Linked DNA regions of Mus musculus: region 1 is linked to region 2. Evidence: chromatin loops called from intact Hi-C (ENCODE). Cell type or tissue: gastrocnemius. All regions are shown on one strand.

Region 1 (8,000 bases), 150 kb after region 2:
AGGGTCTGCATTTGGCCATGTATGCCTATGACCTGTGTACCCTGCAGCAAGGCCCTCCCAGGGCCTCTCTAGAGACACACTCAAACCCTCTGCCCACTGCCCCACCCCCACACCGTTAGGTCTCTTTCTCACCTACCTGGTTAATAGGTCTCAAGGATAGTTTGGGAGTCATGTACTTGGAGTCTCTCAAGGCCTCTTTCCAGACCCGGGTTTGGAACTGGTCTAATTAGCAACTAACTTAGACACGGTGGGTGGCTACTTTTGCCCCAATCCCAGCATGTGCTTAAAGGTCAGGGTTAGGGATTCTCTTAACTACTACGACTTCTCTTCCTCCTCATCCTCCTCTTCCTCTTCCTCCTCCTTTTCCTCCTTCTCTTCCTCCTTTCCCTTCTCTCTTCCTCCTTCTCCTCTTCCCCCTTCTCCTCTTCCTCCTTCTCTTCCTCCTCTTCCCCCTTCTCCTCTTCCTTCTTCTTTTTTGGTAATTTTGAGTAGAGGCAAAGAATTCCAGTAAACCCAGTGGCCAGTGGCTGTTTTTTCTTGTATGTAAAACAGACTTCAAAGAACAGTTAAATTCTTCTTTCTGGTGAGGTAAGGCCTGCAGGCAGGGCCTGCTCTCTTCATGCCTGCCTTGCCAGGCAACATGCGCACAGGACCAAGCCCCTGCTCCTCACCTCAGATACAAGCAACTACAGAAGAGACCCCAGGCACTGGCACCAGAGCAGGGCTCTGCATTCAAATCCTCTGCCAGGAGAGAGTTAAGGGCTTGGGTTTAATTTGCCCGTTAATCACAGTTAAAAGAAGTAATGAGCGTCTCCCCAAAGCCTGGGTGTTTCTCTGCAGATTAAGCAGTAATTTGCATAGCTCCTTTATTCATTCCCACCTTCCCCTGTGGGGCGGCATGTCCTTTCAGACACAGCCAAGCGCAGCCGGCGGCGGGATCAGTTTGACAAATGGCTTTGCTGTGCGCCATGGTTTGGGCAAGAGGAAGGGAGGGGGAGACCGAGAGGAGAGGGCAGCTCCAGACAGTAATGGATAGCTGGGGCATTAAATAGTGCAGAACTTTTTATTAGACACACAGGAGAAGTTTAAATATTCAAACTGGTTTTCTTTGGAGCCTGGGGAAGGAGAGGAGGGTGGCTAAGGCAGAGTTTACTCAGGGCCAGTCTATTCGGAGGCATGACCCTGTCACCAGAGAGGAAGGGCATTTGGAGGACACAGGGAGAATCTGGGTCAGCTGGTATTCCTGGGCCCCGCAGTCTTGCTGCAGCTTTGAGACTCTCTCCCGCTGCGCTGAGCTCTGCCAGGCAGGATGGCAATGTGAAGACAGCTTGGGACCTGACTCCTCAAGAGTGCATGCAGGGCAGTCTGTCCAAAGCCCAGTGTGTGGGTGGCGCTCACGAGGCCCAGCTGTGCTAGCAAAAAACTGGGCCTACAATGAAATGGCATTGCCAGGAGAACAAGCAATGGCCCTTTGCTCTCCTCAGATAGGGAAAGGAGTGGAGAGACAGGCCCTGAAGGTTCACAGGGGACACGTCCTCCTTCCCCTCCTGGTGATGGGAGTTTAGTCTAGTTCATTTGTATTTGTTTGGTTTGGTGGTTTGTGTGTTTTCTGAGGGCTGTTGGGGGTGCTGACACAGGATTTCACTACATGGTATAGTATATTTCACTATACTAGACTGTATAGTCTAAGCTGGCCAATGAGTCCTTTTATTTACTTTTGCTGGTGCTGGGGATGGAACGCATTAGGCAAGTAAGAACTCCATCCATCACAGACCTACATCCCTCACCCACTATCAGCCCTTCCCGTCTTCTTGTTGTTGTTGTTGTTTGACAAGGTCCTGGCTGGCCTGGAATTCAGAGATCTACCTGCCTCTGCCTCTGGAATTCAGGGATGGATGGCAGCACCAAGCCCGTTCCTCTCCCACATTCCTAACTCTTAGAGACAAGGTCTCCTTATGTAGTCTGGGTTGTCCTTGTACTCAACAATCCACCTGTCTGAGAAGTTAAATGGACTGGTTATAAGTCCAAAGTATGAGCTTATCCACCTGTAATCCCAGACCGTGGGAAGCTGAGGCAGGAGAGTCTAAACAAGCAACAGGGTAAAAGGAGGGCATAGTAACAGAAGGAGGAGCCGGGCGTGGTGGCACATGCCTTTAATCCCAGCACTCGGGAGGCAGAGGCAGGTGGATTTCTGAGTTCGAGGCCAGCCTGGTCTACAAAGTGAATTCCAGGACAGCCAGGGCTACACAGAGAAACCCTGTCTTGAAAAAAAAAAAAAAAAGGAGGGAGGAGGGAGGAGGGAGGAGGGAGGAGGGAGGAGGGAGGAGGGAGGAGGGAGGAGGGAGGAGGGAGGAGGGAGGAGGGAGGAGGGAGGAGGGAGGAGGGAGGAGGGAGGAGGGAGGAGGGAGGAGGGAGGAGGGAGGAAGAAGAAGAAGAAGAAGAAGAAGAGATGGAAGAAGAAGAGGGGAACTTCAGAGGAGAAACCAACAGACAGGGAATCCAGAGATGGAGTACGGCTGTGGATAATGGGTTTAGGTGGGGCACTGGCCTATCATGGAAATGTGAGACCAAGACAGGACACAAGTCACCACCAGTTTTAGTCTAAGTCAGTGGTTCTCAATCTGTGGGTTGTGACCCCCTATGTGGGGGTTGCATGGCCCTTCCACAGAGGTCACAGGTCACCATCAGATATTTACATTATTATTCATAACAGTAGGGGAATTACTGTTGTGAATTAGCAACAACAAAAATTGTATGGCTGGGGTGGGGGGGTTGTTGAGAACCACTGCTCTGGGGTATTTCCAGCCTATGCCACTCTTACACATTTGACATTTGGGTCTCAGGTCACACAAGCGGCACCACCAGGACTACAGCCAGGCAGTGCAGAGCCCACAACCACACTGCATTGTTTTTGCTATCATTATAGTTTTGTTTTCTAAGACGGGGTCTCAAGTAGCCCAGGCTGATCTCAGACTTTCTCTATAGCCAGGGATGCCAACGATTACCTTGAACTTCCAATCCTTCTGTCTCCACCTCCTAAGTGCCACCCAAGTATCATTGGCATGTGCTGCATATTCAATTCATGGGAGTTTTGGAACTTAGATAGAACCCTGGGTCTTCTGCACATACGTAAAGGCTATATCACAAGCGCTGTCTCCCAGTGTTTCCCATTATTAGATTAAATATTCTTGTGCTAGAGTGGGGAAGAGAATATAGAAGTGGTGGTCAAAAGATGAAATACACATTAGCAACAAGACAGAGAGGAGCGTATGAAAAGGCAGAGTCACAGCAACATCTGGGGGTGTCGGCTGCGTGCATGTAGTGGTCAGGGCCGCAGACCCAGGCTCTCTCCCACAAGCTGGGTGTGCTCTTCTTTTGTCCTGGACTCTAGGCCGCTACTGTGGAGGAGTGTGCTTGTGTTTGGTGTGAATCATGCAGATTGTTGCAGCCCTGCCCTGGCAGAGAAAACAAGTGGGTTCTACTTATTCAGGACCCACACGCCCCTGATGAGCCCTCAGTGGGCCCAGGGGAGAGGGGTGCACAGGCTGGGCTGATGGACAGTCTTTAGCATTCCACTTAGCCCATGCTCAGTCAGCCAGCAGGTATCCAAACAATGGGTTTTGGGAAAGGGAGTCCCGGTTTCCTTACAGGAATCAGGGAGATGGGGTTGGGCAGAGGCAGCAGGAGAGAAGTGAACATCAATCCCTGCTATGCCCTTGGCTACGGACTCACATCAAACTAAGACGAAGACTGCTAAGGATGGAGCTTGGCCTGTGGCCTCTCTTTCCCTGAATGGCTTTTAGAACTCTGACAGCTGACTGCTGGGAACTGGGTCTTCAGTTCTGCAAGGAGCCCTGGTTTCTCAGGCCAGGAAGAAGAGGCCTTGGGGGTGCCGTGGTGCTACACTGAGGGTGCTGTCTGCTCAGCTCATTAACCCTTAGGTCAACGCTGTGGCACTGAGGGAAAGGGTCGTGGACCAAAAATGTTCCAGAATGAAGTTAAAGGGGCTCAGAAGCTGACCCCCAAATCAATCAGAACTGTTCCCATAGCCCACACCAGGTGGGCTTCAGTGTCTCTGGTACAACCAGAGGGGTGGCCCACAGGTGTTGGAGCCAAAGGCAAAGCAAGCAGAGTTTTGAAGAACCACCCCAGTACAGTTAAGGGCCTGAAGGAAACCATCTACCTCAGCCTGGGCCTCAGGGACAGCTTATAAAACAGGCCCGGTCCCTCTGAGAACACTTACCCAAACCCCTCTGCTTGCCACAGTGTTCTCATCTGCTCAAAGTCCCTTTGACCTATACTGCTTCCCTTCCTGGGGCACTGGAACCTTGTGGGAGGTCAGGTGTTCATGTCTGGCAGGAACAGGAGCCTCCAAGCCAAATCCAGCCTGGTGCAATCACATGATTCCCTGGGCTTCTCCCTACTGCCTGGGTCTTGTACGCGGTGGTGTCTGTAACAGCTGGTGACTAGGCTGGACAAGGATAGCATGCCTCAGCGAGCTGATAGCTGATGCAGGAGGCTAGCCAGGCAGCCCTTGGAGAAGATGACCACTTGGGAGGGAGGTGGCTGGGACATGCTCAGACTTCAGGAAGGGAACCAAGAGGAGCAGACAGCTGTCCAGGCCTCGGAGCAGCTGCAGACAGGATACAGCCCAGCCACACCACCCTAGGCCCTTCTATCTTTAGGACGGTCTTCTGACACCAGTATCTTTTCTCTCAGCTCTTAGGCTTCTAACTTCAGCTTGATTCCTCCAAAAGGAGGTGACCAGGCAGGGGTTGGGGGGGAAGCGGTGGGCTGACATTAATCGATAGGAGTGTCTCTGAGCAGTTCATGTGGCCTTATCTCTCTCTCCTTTGGATAGCGTGTGTCCGCCGGAGTCCGCGGGGTCGGTGATTAATAGGGGCCATCACTCACTGTCCTGGACGGCTGAGAGGCAGCGGGGAGGGGTGGCCCTCCCCAGACTGAGATAACAAGCAGCAGGAATAATGAGTGGTGTCACTCCACTTTTCATTGTGATGGAAAGTCATTACGGGAGTCAACGCCAGCGACAAAGAGCCATGAATCAACTGCTCTGCTATGAAATTAAAATCGAATTGCTGGCCACCCCCAGCCCCTATCCTTCCTGGGAAACAGGGATGGGTAGGTGGCTTGGGAGAGGGGTGCTATCCTGGGGTGGGTCCCACGGGAGAGGGGTGTTATCCTGGGGTGGCTCCCACCCAATCGCAGAGCAGGCAGTTACGGGCAGGAAGTGGACAGGCAGCCAGTAAAGGTGACAACTCTTGTCTCCACCTTGTTTATCAGACCCTGCCTCCCCAAACCACATTTCCCCCTGACTAGCCAGTAAGCAGTGATTAAGAGGAAAAATACACCTCTGCAGGGTCTCACAGGGCAGGCTGACTGCTCCCCCTGGGCTGCCGACTGGGGCAGGACAGCATGAGCCTGGTGACAGAAGGGGGCAAAGCTGTACTGGCCAGCCCCAAACCACATGCTGAACCATTTATAAATGCTTATGGGGTCAGGTACCACCAAAAGCCAGGAAGAAAAGCCTCTAACCTGGGGCTCTACAATTGCTCAAGGCCTCCTTGGATCAAGAATTAAGAAAACATGTGCACAGCTTCAACTTCAAGCAGGCTCAGCGTGGTGGTGCAAGTGACTGCCAGCCACGAAGGAGAGTCACTTCCTTTTATTAAGCCTCACTTGACAACTAGAAGCAGCAAGTGTGCCTTAAGGCTGACAGGCCAGAGCCACTCAAGACAACTGCTTGCAGAGATCATGGTGTGACCCTTCCTCATGGCTCTGTCTCCAAGTCCGCCTGACTTCTTGCTGGTGAGGCCCAGTAGCATCAGCCTGGGCTGTCCCACCTCCTCCTGGTAGCTGGGAAGGAGGGTGGAGGACACAGAGGGAGCGCGTCACAGAGAGGTCCCCATCAGGTTCACAGGACGGCCACTGTATCTCTTGGAGATGTCGGCTTCAATCTGAGAGAAAGAGAGCGGAGTGGGCAGGGAGCAGACAGGCCGGCAGGTTTCTCGGTCTGTGGAAGCGGAGGGGTTCTCCCCCGGGGCAGGCTCCCGGCACGGCTCACCAGTTTCTGCAGCTCTCTGGTCTTCTCCAGCAGCAGGTCCAGCTTGGGCTCCAGAGCTGCCTGCTCCTGAAGCGCCTCCTGCTGCTTCTCCACCATCAGCTCCTTCTTCAAAGCCAACAGCTGCGACTGCTTCAGCTTCTGCTGGAGGAACTCTGTCACTCGGTCCACATACCTGTGCAGATGGAGAAGCCTGGGAGGCTGTCTGCACTTAACTGCTGGGCCGGTGAGGCTCAGGAAGCTAATTCCCTCCTTGGCCTCCCCTCCCCTCATGGCCTCCCTCCTTTTTCTGGTAAGGAATATAAGCCACTCCAGATTCCTCTCAACTTAGGAACCAGGTTCTGTCTACAGACATTAATCAACCCTACCCTGCGCTACTCCCAGGAGAAAGCCATGTACACAGGAAGGAGGAATCATGGAAGAGGAAGAAGACAAGGGGAGGAAGCTCCATTCGAGATGGAGAAACACGGAATCATGGAAAGCCAACCTTGGCGAGGCCAGAATCATAAACAGGTGCTGCATCCGCAGACTGGTGAGCCGGCCGATCAGCTGCTGCAGCGTGGACACCAGGCTGAGCATCTTCTCTTTGGTCTGGCCCTGGAGGATGGCAGGAGCCAGCTGGAACTGGCTCACGGACAGGATGTCGGCCTCCTCGCTCATCTCTACTGCTCTCTGAGACAAGAAGATCTCAAGCTGAGGAGGGAAAGGGACTTCGTTCAGACCAAGAAAGGAACTCAGAAGCTGAGCCCCCCCCCCCCACCCCCCCCCCGCCCTGATGTGAAGAGCTAGAGTCCAGAGGAGAAAGGCTGTCTCCTGTGCATCACTCTACTGCTGGAGACCCTGCTCCTACAGCATGGGCTCCTTTCGGCGAGCACCTCTGGCATGGACACCTACAACACGGGAGCAGGTGGCCGCCCTGTTCCTCTAGACCCCATGCTGACCTGTGCTAGCCTAGCCCAGCCCTCCATCCTTTTCTCCAGCCTATGGGAACACACTGAGATTCCTAGGGCAGGTACTAATGTTCTCTCCATGGGAGCAATGAGAGTGCTTGAGAAACTTTGGATTCAAAGTCTAGAAAGAGTATGAGCTGCAGCCACATCTAAGATGTAGTCTTTATGAGTAAGTTCATCTTGGGCTGGTTAGAGGGCCTGATGCCAAGCCTGAGAACTTAGGGTTGATCCTCAAAACCCACATGGTGAAAGGCGACAGTAATGACACCTACAGTTGTCCCAATTTGATCTCTACCTGTGGGCTGCGGTACACATGTGCATATGTGCACTCACAAATCAATAAGTACAAGCCTTAAAAAGGAAAAAACAAATCTTGCTGTATTATGAACACTGGGTATCTTTTGTCCCCCTCTCCCCTCATGGCTACAAAATGTCTCTTCAAGGGGAAAGTAGAGGAAACCAGATAGGCACAGAATTTTCAGGAGGTTTGCCATGTAGCTACTCGGTTCTTATCTGCTCTTCCCGCTAGAATACAAGCTCCGCCGAGGCTAGGCCTCTGAACGTCTTTGTCACTGCTCCATTGCTACTGCCCAAGATGGAGCCAGGAACTTTAGAGATGTCTCATAACTATGAGAAGAACAAGGGTGTTGGGGGGAATCCTAACTTGTTAGGCTCTGCTCCAGGGTACTGAAATCAGTCCGGGCCCTTCCCTCCCATCAGCAGGAGGCATCAGAAATGAAGCCACATCTCCCAGAAGGCAGTACCTCCATGAGCTCATCAATGAACTGATTCCGAGTTTCAGGGTATTCCAGAAGAGTCAGAGCGTCTGAGCCCCGAGCTACACCCTCCGGAGCTGTCAGAAAGAGAGGCAGAGACACGAGGATGGGTCTGAGAAGCCTGTGGGTTACTGTGGACAGACTCTTCTCAGCCCTACCCAGCCTTTCCCCCTTGTTCACACCTCTCGGTTCTAC
Region 2 (8,000 bases):
AGGCGTGTGCCACCACGCCCGGCAAAATTCATTTTTTTAAAGAAGTTGGAAAACAACTCAGGAAAAAGAGCCAACATTGACCTCTGGCCTCCACATGCATACACATCTGTACATGAGTACCAGCACATACATGTGCATATGCCTACACCATCATGTTCATAACACTACACACCACACCCATAGAAATTTTCAGTCTTTTATGAGAATTCCTAGGAATATAATCAAATTAACTTTTAACAGCTACTTGGGAGGCTGAGGCAGGAGGATCATGAATTCAAGGCACCCTGGGCTGCAGATCAAGACCCACAATATATAGAGACGTAACTTTTAAGTAATAAAGCATATGCATTAAGCTGCTGGGCAGTGGTGGCACACGCCTTTGATCCCAGCACTTGGAAGGCAGAGGCAGACGGATTTCTGAGTTCGAGGCCAGCCTGGTCTACAGAGTGAGTTCTAGGACAGCCAGGGCTACACAGAGAAACCCTGTCTCGGGAAAAAAAAAAAAAAAAAGTTTTATGAGCAAGAACACCATGCTTTGGTAGGTTGTTTTGGTTTGGTTTTTGCTTTGTTTTTTTTTTGTTTTTTTTGTTTGTTTTTGTTTGTTTTTTGATTGTGTGTGTGTGTGTGTGTGTGTGTGTGTGTGTGTGTGTGTGTGTCTGTATGTGTTACTGGGAATTGAATCTAGGACTTTCTACATACTAGTCAAGAGCTCTGTCACGGAGTTAGCTAGCCCCCACATGGTGTTTTAAAATAGCAGGCATGCTCAGCATGAGTGGGGTAGCAATGGGAGCCACTTTGATGGTCAGTGGATCTAGAATTTAGAATGGTAAAAGAGAGTATTCATGACTAGCTTGATGTCAGGATTTCCATCTTCCGGCTGAACAAGGGGTCAGCCTTTACTGGCAGGGCGTGGAACACCATCAGTGTGACAGTGATAGGATCGGTCCTGGAGCCTTCTCACCCAGGCCCCCCCCCTAGTCTGCAGCAGCTGAGTGAACTCAGTCAGGAACATACACAAGATAGACCTTGGCTCCCCAGTGCTCTTGTGAGATCACGGAGCCCCAGCTCGGGCCTGTCACTCCAGGTTTGACTTCACGACATCCCTAAAGAGGATGGTTTACTGGCCACGGGTGCAGAGAGGCGGGGATTCTTCTGCCAAATGTGAACAAAACACTTTCTTTCACTTTGTCATTTATTTGACATGTAGCCCTTCATTCCCTTTAAACCCGACACTTCCTCTTCTCGGAATCTATCCCATGGCTGTCCTTTGCACACGTGCCAAATGGTACAGACATGGGCAGAGGCATTTGTCTGGGAAGGGATTAGAGACAAAGTGGATGTCCAAGAGAACAGGCAAGAAACTGTAGGGCATTTGGGGATTTGAGCACTCCCCAGCTGTAAAAGCAAAGGAATGCTCTTACAAATACGTTTCAGGATAGACCGGTAAGTACAAAGATCAGCGGTGGAGGTCAAGCCAACCACAAGCCTCCTTGTAGAAAACAGGAGTGGAAGAGAGCTGTTGTTCATGGCTCATGCGTGCCTGTAATCCCGGAACGCAGGGGAACTGCCCTGGACTGTAAACCAGCCTCAGCTATGGACTGAGTAACGGGGCAGCTGGGTTCCAGAGTGAGACCTTGTCTCAAAAGACCACGCAGAGTAGATTTGCAGAGCTATTTGTCTATGCATGTATGAAATACCTCTGGAAGGAGAAAGAACAGAATCAGTCACCTCTAAGGAGAGGAAAAAAACAAACAAACACACGACTCTGAGACAGGGTAACAGGAAAGGGGTTTACTGCCATTTGTAAATCTACCTTTTAATTTTTTATTATGGGGGGTTCTGGACATGCATGTAGGTGCCAATGGAGGCCAGAAGAGGGCGTTAGATCCCCTGAACCTGGATTAGTAAATGACTGTAAGCCACCATGTGAGTGCTGGGAACCAAATTAGGTCTTCTGCAAGAGCAGGAAGTGTCTTTGACCACTGAGCCATCTCTCCAGACTTCTCTCCACCCCCGTTGTTTGTTGTTGTTGTTGTTGTTGTTGTTTTCAGGGGAAGGGTGGTTCGTTTGGGGTTTTTTGTTTGGTTGGTTGGTTTTGGTTTTTTCTTTGAAATGTGGTCTTATATATCCTAAGCTGGCTTCAGTTCCTTGCTGTGTACCTGAGGATGGCATTGAACATCTGGTCCTCCTGCCTCTCCCTCCTGAGTACTGGAGTAAGAGATGTGCACCAGAGCTGGAAAGATGGCTCAGCAGTTAAGAGCACAAGTTGCTCTTCTAGAAGTCCTGCGTTCAAATCCCAGCAACCACATGGTGGCTCACAACCATGGATAGGGGGAATCAGATGTCCTCTTCTAACATGCAGATGTATATGCAGCAGAACAAGAGGGCCGGAGAGATGGCTCAGCGGTTAAGAGCACTGACTGCTCTTCCAGAGGTCCTGAGTTCAATTCCCAGCAACCACATGGTGGCTCACAACCATCGGCAACGGGATCTGATGCCTTCCTCTGGTGTGTCTGAAGACAGCAATGGTGTACTCATATACATAAAATAAATAAATCTTAAAAAAAAAAAAAGCTGGGCGTGGTGGCACACACCTTTAATCCCAGCACTCGGGAGGCAGAGGCAGGCGGATTTCTGAGTTCGAGGCCAGCCTGGTCTACAGAGTGAGTTCCAGGACAGCCAGGCTACACAGAGAAACCCTGTCTCGAAAAAAACAAACAAAAAAACATAAACAAAACAAACAAACAAAAAAAAAGATGTGCACCACCTTACCCAGTCGGTGCCATGCTGGGGGCTGAATCCTGAGCTTCCCATGTACCAGGCAAGCACTTTAGCAACTGAGCTGCTCCCTACCCACGCTCTTATGTTCTGAGTCATAAAAAGACAATTTACGTTTTTTCATCCCTCAGGGAACATATTCTCAGACCATCAGAAACTCCCGTCCCCTACTCTGGCCATGGATCCTTCTCTTCCCTGAATGGAGCCAAGACTCTGCTGCTTCCTGTGACTTTAAGCCACTGATAAGATGAGTAGGAAGAAGACAGTTCATCAGACCTGTTTCTCAAGCAGCCAGCTTCTAGCTTCCTGCCCTCTCTGTGTCCCCACATCCATAAGCCTTTCCTACAAGCCTGCTACAAAGAAGACAGCAACGAAGGAAATCATGGGAGGAAGAGGTTACTGATGGGTTGTGGCTTGCAAAGCAGAAATAAAGTCTGGATATGTTTCCTTGCCTTGTATGGTGGGGCTGAATTCCTTTCTGACATAATATCACGGGCTGGCGAGATGGTTCCATGGGTAAGAGCACCTGCTGCCAGGCCTGATGACCTGAGTTCAGGCCCCAGGACCCACATGTTGTCCTCTGACCTCCGTGCATGTACCGTGCCACATGTATACCCACACACATGAATAAATAAAACTGAATAATAAGCAAATGTTAAGTTTTAATAGTATCAAAATGCCACTGCTAGGTATTCTTGCCATCTGCAAAGTGGGAAGGGACAGTCACAGCAAAAGTGAAAGCCCAGACAGGGAAGGGGAGATTGACTGTCTTCAGTCCCACTGATGGGACAGACATCTCTGGAACTCAGGACAGCTAGTGCCCTTCTGGTCAGTGTCTCAGACTGCCTTTGGTTGGCTACTTGGTTGTTTCTTCTGTGATGAACCTCTGAGACACAGAAGCAAGGCCTGAAAATGAGCATGCTGGAGAGCCCCTCTGTGGGCATTGTGGTCTCCAGTGATGGAATCCCAGATGGACTGAGGGCATGGGGTGGGGTCGCTCTCTAAAACAGGGAGTCCTGCTCCTTTAACAGTCACCTGCACCTAGTTCTGCACGTTGACAAGGCAACAGATCAGTGGTTGGGAACACAAACCCCAGCGCTAGACAACACGGGAATAAATCTCATTTTTCCTTGTATGATGTGTTGGCATTTAGTGCCTCCGTTTCTTCTGTGAAGAGGGGGTGTGCTTTCTCTCTTTCTCTCTCAGCAGGTCACTGGGTAATTAGGGAGATGAAGGGGTTTGTCAAGTTCTCTGTACTTGGAGAAGTCCCTGGCACGTGGTAACCGCTCAGTAAAGGCTAGCTGTTGTTGCCAGACTCTACATGAGACATTTTGCAAGACAAGCACCCCAGCAGCTATAGAAATTATATATCAAAAACTGCCTATTCGAAGCAGCCCTGCACTGGCAGGGGCCTTTCTCACCTCTGTCAGGGATATATTGTAAGCAAGTTCTCATCTCACATCACCACAGGAGAGATTCCAGGCAGCACACAGGGATGCCGGTAGATTCCAAGTTTTTCAAAGAAAAAAACAAAAACCAAACCCTTATGCTAATTACTCATTTCCAGACCCAGAGATTTAAAAAAAATTGGAAACAAGTCTGTGTATGGATAGAGAGGCAAGAAGAGTGGGACAGTTTGGGTCTAGGGGGTGTCGCTAGAGAAGTCACTATATCATCCCCTATTACCCAGGGTGCTAGAAGGAGAGAGAACCACTAGGTGGCAGTATATGAGCAGGTGAACCAGAGAGAACCAATTGCCTGCTGCTTTAGGAACCTTTGCACCAATCGCAACCCACAGGTAAGAACAATGGGTATTGTTCAGTGTTTACCACAAACACCTCCTATGCCCACCCATCCTTCCTTTGGAAACCCCCAGGGTCCCACTCTGGAAGACTAGGTGGGCGGAACATGACTGTGGGACTTTGAGTTAGACACCAGAAAAGGGGACTCCACCACCCCAGGAGAGAGGAGGGTGAAGGGGAGTTGAAAAGGCAAAGAAGACTCCATTACTCCTTGCACTGGCCCAGGCTCTTAATCTTGTGGCCGTTGCTTCCGGCATTTAAAACATAGCCCCAGTCAGGCGTTGGCAGCGCACGCCTTTAATCCCAGCACTCGGGAGGCAGAGGCAGGAGGATTTCTGAGTTCAAGGCCAGCCTGGTTTACAGAGTGAGTTCCAGGACAGCCAGGGCTACACAGAGAAACCCTGTCTCGAAAAAAAAAAAAATAAACAAAACCAAAACATAATCCCTTAGTAGGGTGATGCCTTCTGCACCTGAAGAGTAAAGAAACCATAACTTGCCTAACTGTAAATGTCTCCTGAACTTCTGTGCACCGTGCTATAGGGAGGCGACCATACTCAGACCTCTGGCCTTTCTAGCAATAAAATTTAGGAAACAGACAAGATTATCCTTAAAAGATACAAAGTCGGGCATCTTGGAAATCTGTCCTCAGCAGGGCAGAGAATACAAGCCTATCATCCCAGCACTCTGGAGGCGGAGGCAAGAGAATCATTACAAAGTCCATGCTAGTCGGCATGGTGAGTCCAGTCCTGCAGGAAAGAAAATATAGTCAGCCACTGTTCTGTCCAGGACATTTGAGGAAGGGTGACGCGGGTCTGGTGAGATGATTCTAGCCACTGGCTGAAGGGTATTTTCTGTCCTAAAGGTGACTGATTTAATCTTTGGTTTTTTTCAAGGGATAGTTGTTTCACTTTTGTGGGTTCTTTCCCCCCAGAGAAGATTTAGATTAAGGAAAAGTGGGGACATCACTCAAGAAGGGCTCCCAAGAGACAATACCCTAAAGGAGAGAGAACCTTAGGGACACAAACTCCCGAATCCGGTTGAAAACTAAACCCCACACAACAAACTACTCCCCAGTCAGCCCAAGGTCTCAGCCAAGCACCTGAGACTGCAACTGTCTAATCAGGCATCCATGTCAATGTTTCACTCTACTAACCAAATCCTCCATCTTGCCACCTGCCCCTAACTGGATAGATAACTGGGACATCTGGCCACTGAACTAGTGGCCGTACACATAGGATGGTTTCTTAGCCAGTTGTCCCAGTGCGTGAGACAGGAGAGAAACAGAAGGGAAGGAGTTTCCTCCCTTAACATCATGGTAAGAAGAAAAATCTAAGATCCTAATTTAGGAGGCAAATGTGTATCTTTTTACAGCTATTTTTGTTGTTGTTGGGCTTTGTTTGACACAGCCCAGACTGGCCTCAAGCTCACTGTGCAGCCAGGGATGACCTTAAATTGAATATCCTGCCTCTTCCACCTCCAGAGTGCTGGGATTACAGGAGGGCACCGCCATGCTCGCCCTACAGGGAATCTCTTATTCAGAATTTACCACCCTCACCAGAGAGTCTAACCTGGAGCATTTGGTCTTCATTGTTCAGGATGTTATGAAAGCACTAAATACTCTTGAAAATTAAGCGTAGCCAAACTGGACTACATAGTGTGATCCTGTCTAGAAAGGGGGCCGGGGGGGGGGGAATAACAAGAAGAAAAAAAAGATTAAGTTCTTTGCATATGAAGAACAAAACTCAGATGCCAGGGACATCAACACTTTTTGGCCAAAAAAAGAAAAAAAAATCCCATCCCAGCCTTGTGCGGTGTGTGGTGCGTCCTCCCCCACCCCAAGCTGCAAGCAGCAGTTCCGGAAGGATGAATCGCAATGTTGAGTGGTAGGAAATTTGTCAACTCCCAGAGCAGCGTCAAAAACTGGAGGCTGACTCCGGGAAAATCAGCCTCCACTCAGCTCATGGGGCAGCACAGCCCAGTGACTCAAACTTATTTCCCAGTGTGTAGATTATCACCCCTCGCTCCTCCTGCCCAGCCATTGGGTTTCCCACTGGGATTTAGAGAGATTGGGAGGGAATTTCAAACTCCCACCACCACCACCAACAACAACAAAAAAGGTTTCTCTTTTCCAAGGGATTTCAATCCTGTGCCCCAGACATAACCATCTCTGAGACTGAATCAGCAGGCTAGGTGGAGCCATCACACTAGCCCACACCTCATTCTAAGGTCTATCCCTTTTGGTACAAAATTTTTAAACACGTATAATGAAGGGAAAACATTGTTGGGGGGGGGGGGTAACAATAGGGTGGCCTTCTAGCTTCGTAACTGAAACCGTTTTCTGCTGGTTTTGAGATGGTCTCACCGAGAAACCCAGGCTGACCTCAAACTTGCAATCCTCCTGCCCCATGCTTCCCAATACCAGAATCACAGACCCTACCACCTTGCCTCATCCCCATTTTGCGACAGGATCTAGGCTGCCCGAGATGGCCTTGAACTTATAGTCCTTCTGTCTCTGCTCCCAGAATAGCTGGGTTGACACAGATATACCACCATGCCCAGCTCCAAACTAAGACACTTTTGAGAGTGAAGGAAGGTGCTGGCGTTTACTGGGACAGGTGTGCACAATAAAAATACGGCAAAATGGGCTGGGGAGCCAGGCACTAGAGAGATGACCCAGCTCTCCTGGCATGAGGCCTGGCAATGCCCTTTCCTCTGAAGTCCTTTCTCCCACAGGCCTGGCTTCTCAGCAAACTTGCCAGTGAGGCTTTTCCTTTTCCTGATGGCCGGGCTGTTCAGAGACTGCTGTCTCTGGCATGGGGCTCTGGTGGAGCTGGCCCATGGTCAGCAGTCGTATGTGTGTGTTCTGTTCCCTCCTGGGCTCCCATTACAATCCTCCACATTTCCACCTGGCCAAGTGCCACAGAAGGAAAAGAGCTCGTGGCACCAGGCAACAGTAGGGCACTTCCTGGCCTCCTGTGACCGGAGCTCGTTCCAAGAGGTTTCTAGTGCCGCTCCTCATAGGACATCTGCTTCCCACTGCACGCGCTCTCCACCTGATGGTGAGCAGCTGGCCACCATGGAACAGAACGCAGGCTAGAAACGCTTCCCTGCCACCCACTGGCCATTTGGCCTCGCTGTACTGTGAATTCTGAAGTAGCAGGCACACACCATTGCCCCCCAGAGCTGGCACCCTCTAGCTCTGGCACCTGGCACTTGGACACTTGGGTCATTTCTTCAACATCTCAAGTTGAGTGCGGCAGAGTCCTGTTTCTTTTTTTTTTTTTTTTTTTTTTTATTTATTTATTATATGTAAGTACACTGTAGCTGTCCTCAGACACTCCAGAAGAGGGCGTCAGATCTTGTTACAGATGGTTGTGAGCCACCATGTGGTTGCTGGGATTTGAACTCTGGACCTTCGGA

The links. Peaks named below come from ENCODE experiments on the same cell type or tissue, not always from the same donor. Only the 100,000 strongest peaks of a DNase experiment are listed, where the experiment ranks them.
Region 1: a loop joins it to region 2, with 3.0 times the contacts of the local background. A loop is called at or near these places in 7 of 42 quality-filtered maps.

What each region holds. Positions count from the first base shown.
Region 1 is chr11:96,902,148-96,910,147 of GRCm38, forward strand. It overlaps Cdk5rap3 (CDK5 regulatory subunit associated protein 3), which reads right to left. Exons shown (of 14, transcript NM_030248.2): 11 at 7,794-7,882; 12 at 6,567-6,772; 13 at 6,083-6,254; 14 at 5,278-5,975. The coding sequence ends at 5,910. It overlaps Gm38961 (a long non-coding RNA gene), which reads right to left and starts at 387. Exons shown (of 3, transcript XR_880184.2): 1 at 137-387. RefSeq lists an enhancer at 1-2,524. In gastrocnemius, no CTCF peak of the experiment used is centred here; DNase peaks (open chromatin) are centred at 940, 1,307, 4,504, 6,066 and 2 more places; H3K4me3 peaks cover 1,952 bases; H3K27ac peaks cover 6,395 bases.
Region 2 is chr11:96,755,713-96,763,712 of GRCm38, forward strand. Skap1 (src family associated phosphoprotein 1) reads left to right here. Exons shown (of 12, transcript NM_001177899.1): 12 at 2,910-3,910. Among named protein-coding and RNA genes, the nearest start is that of Snx11, 18 kb to the right of the region's middle. In gastrocnemius, CTCF peaks have their summits at 1,846 (motif pointing right) and 4,487 (motif pointing right); DNase peaks (open chromatin) are centred at 4,514 and 7,501; H3K27ac peaks cover 1,406 bases.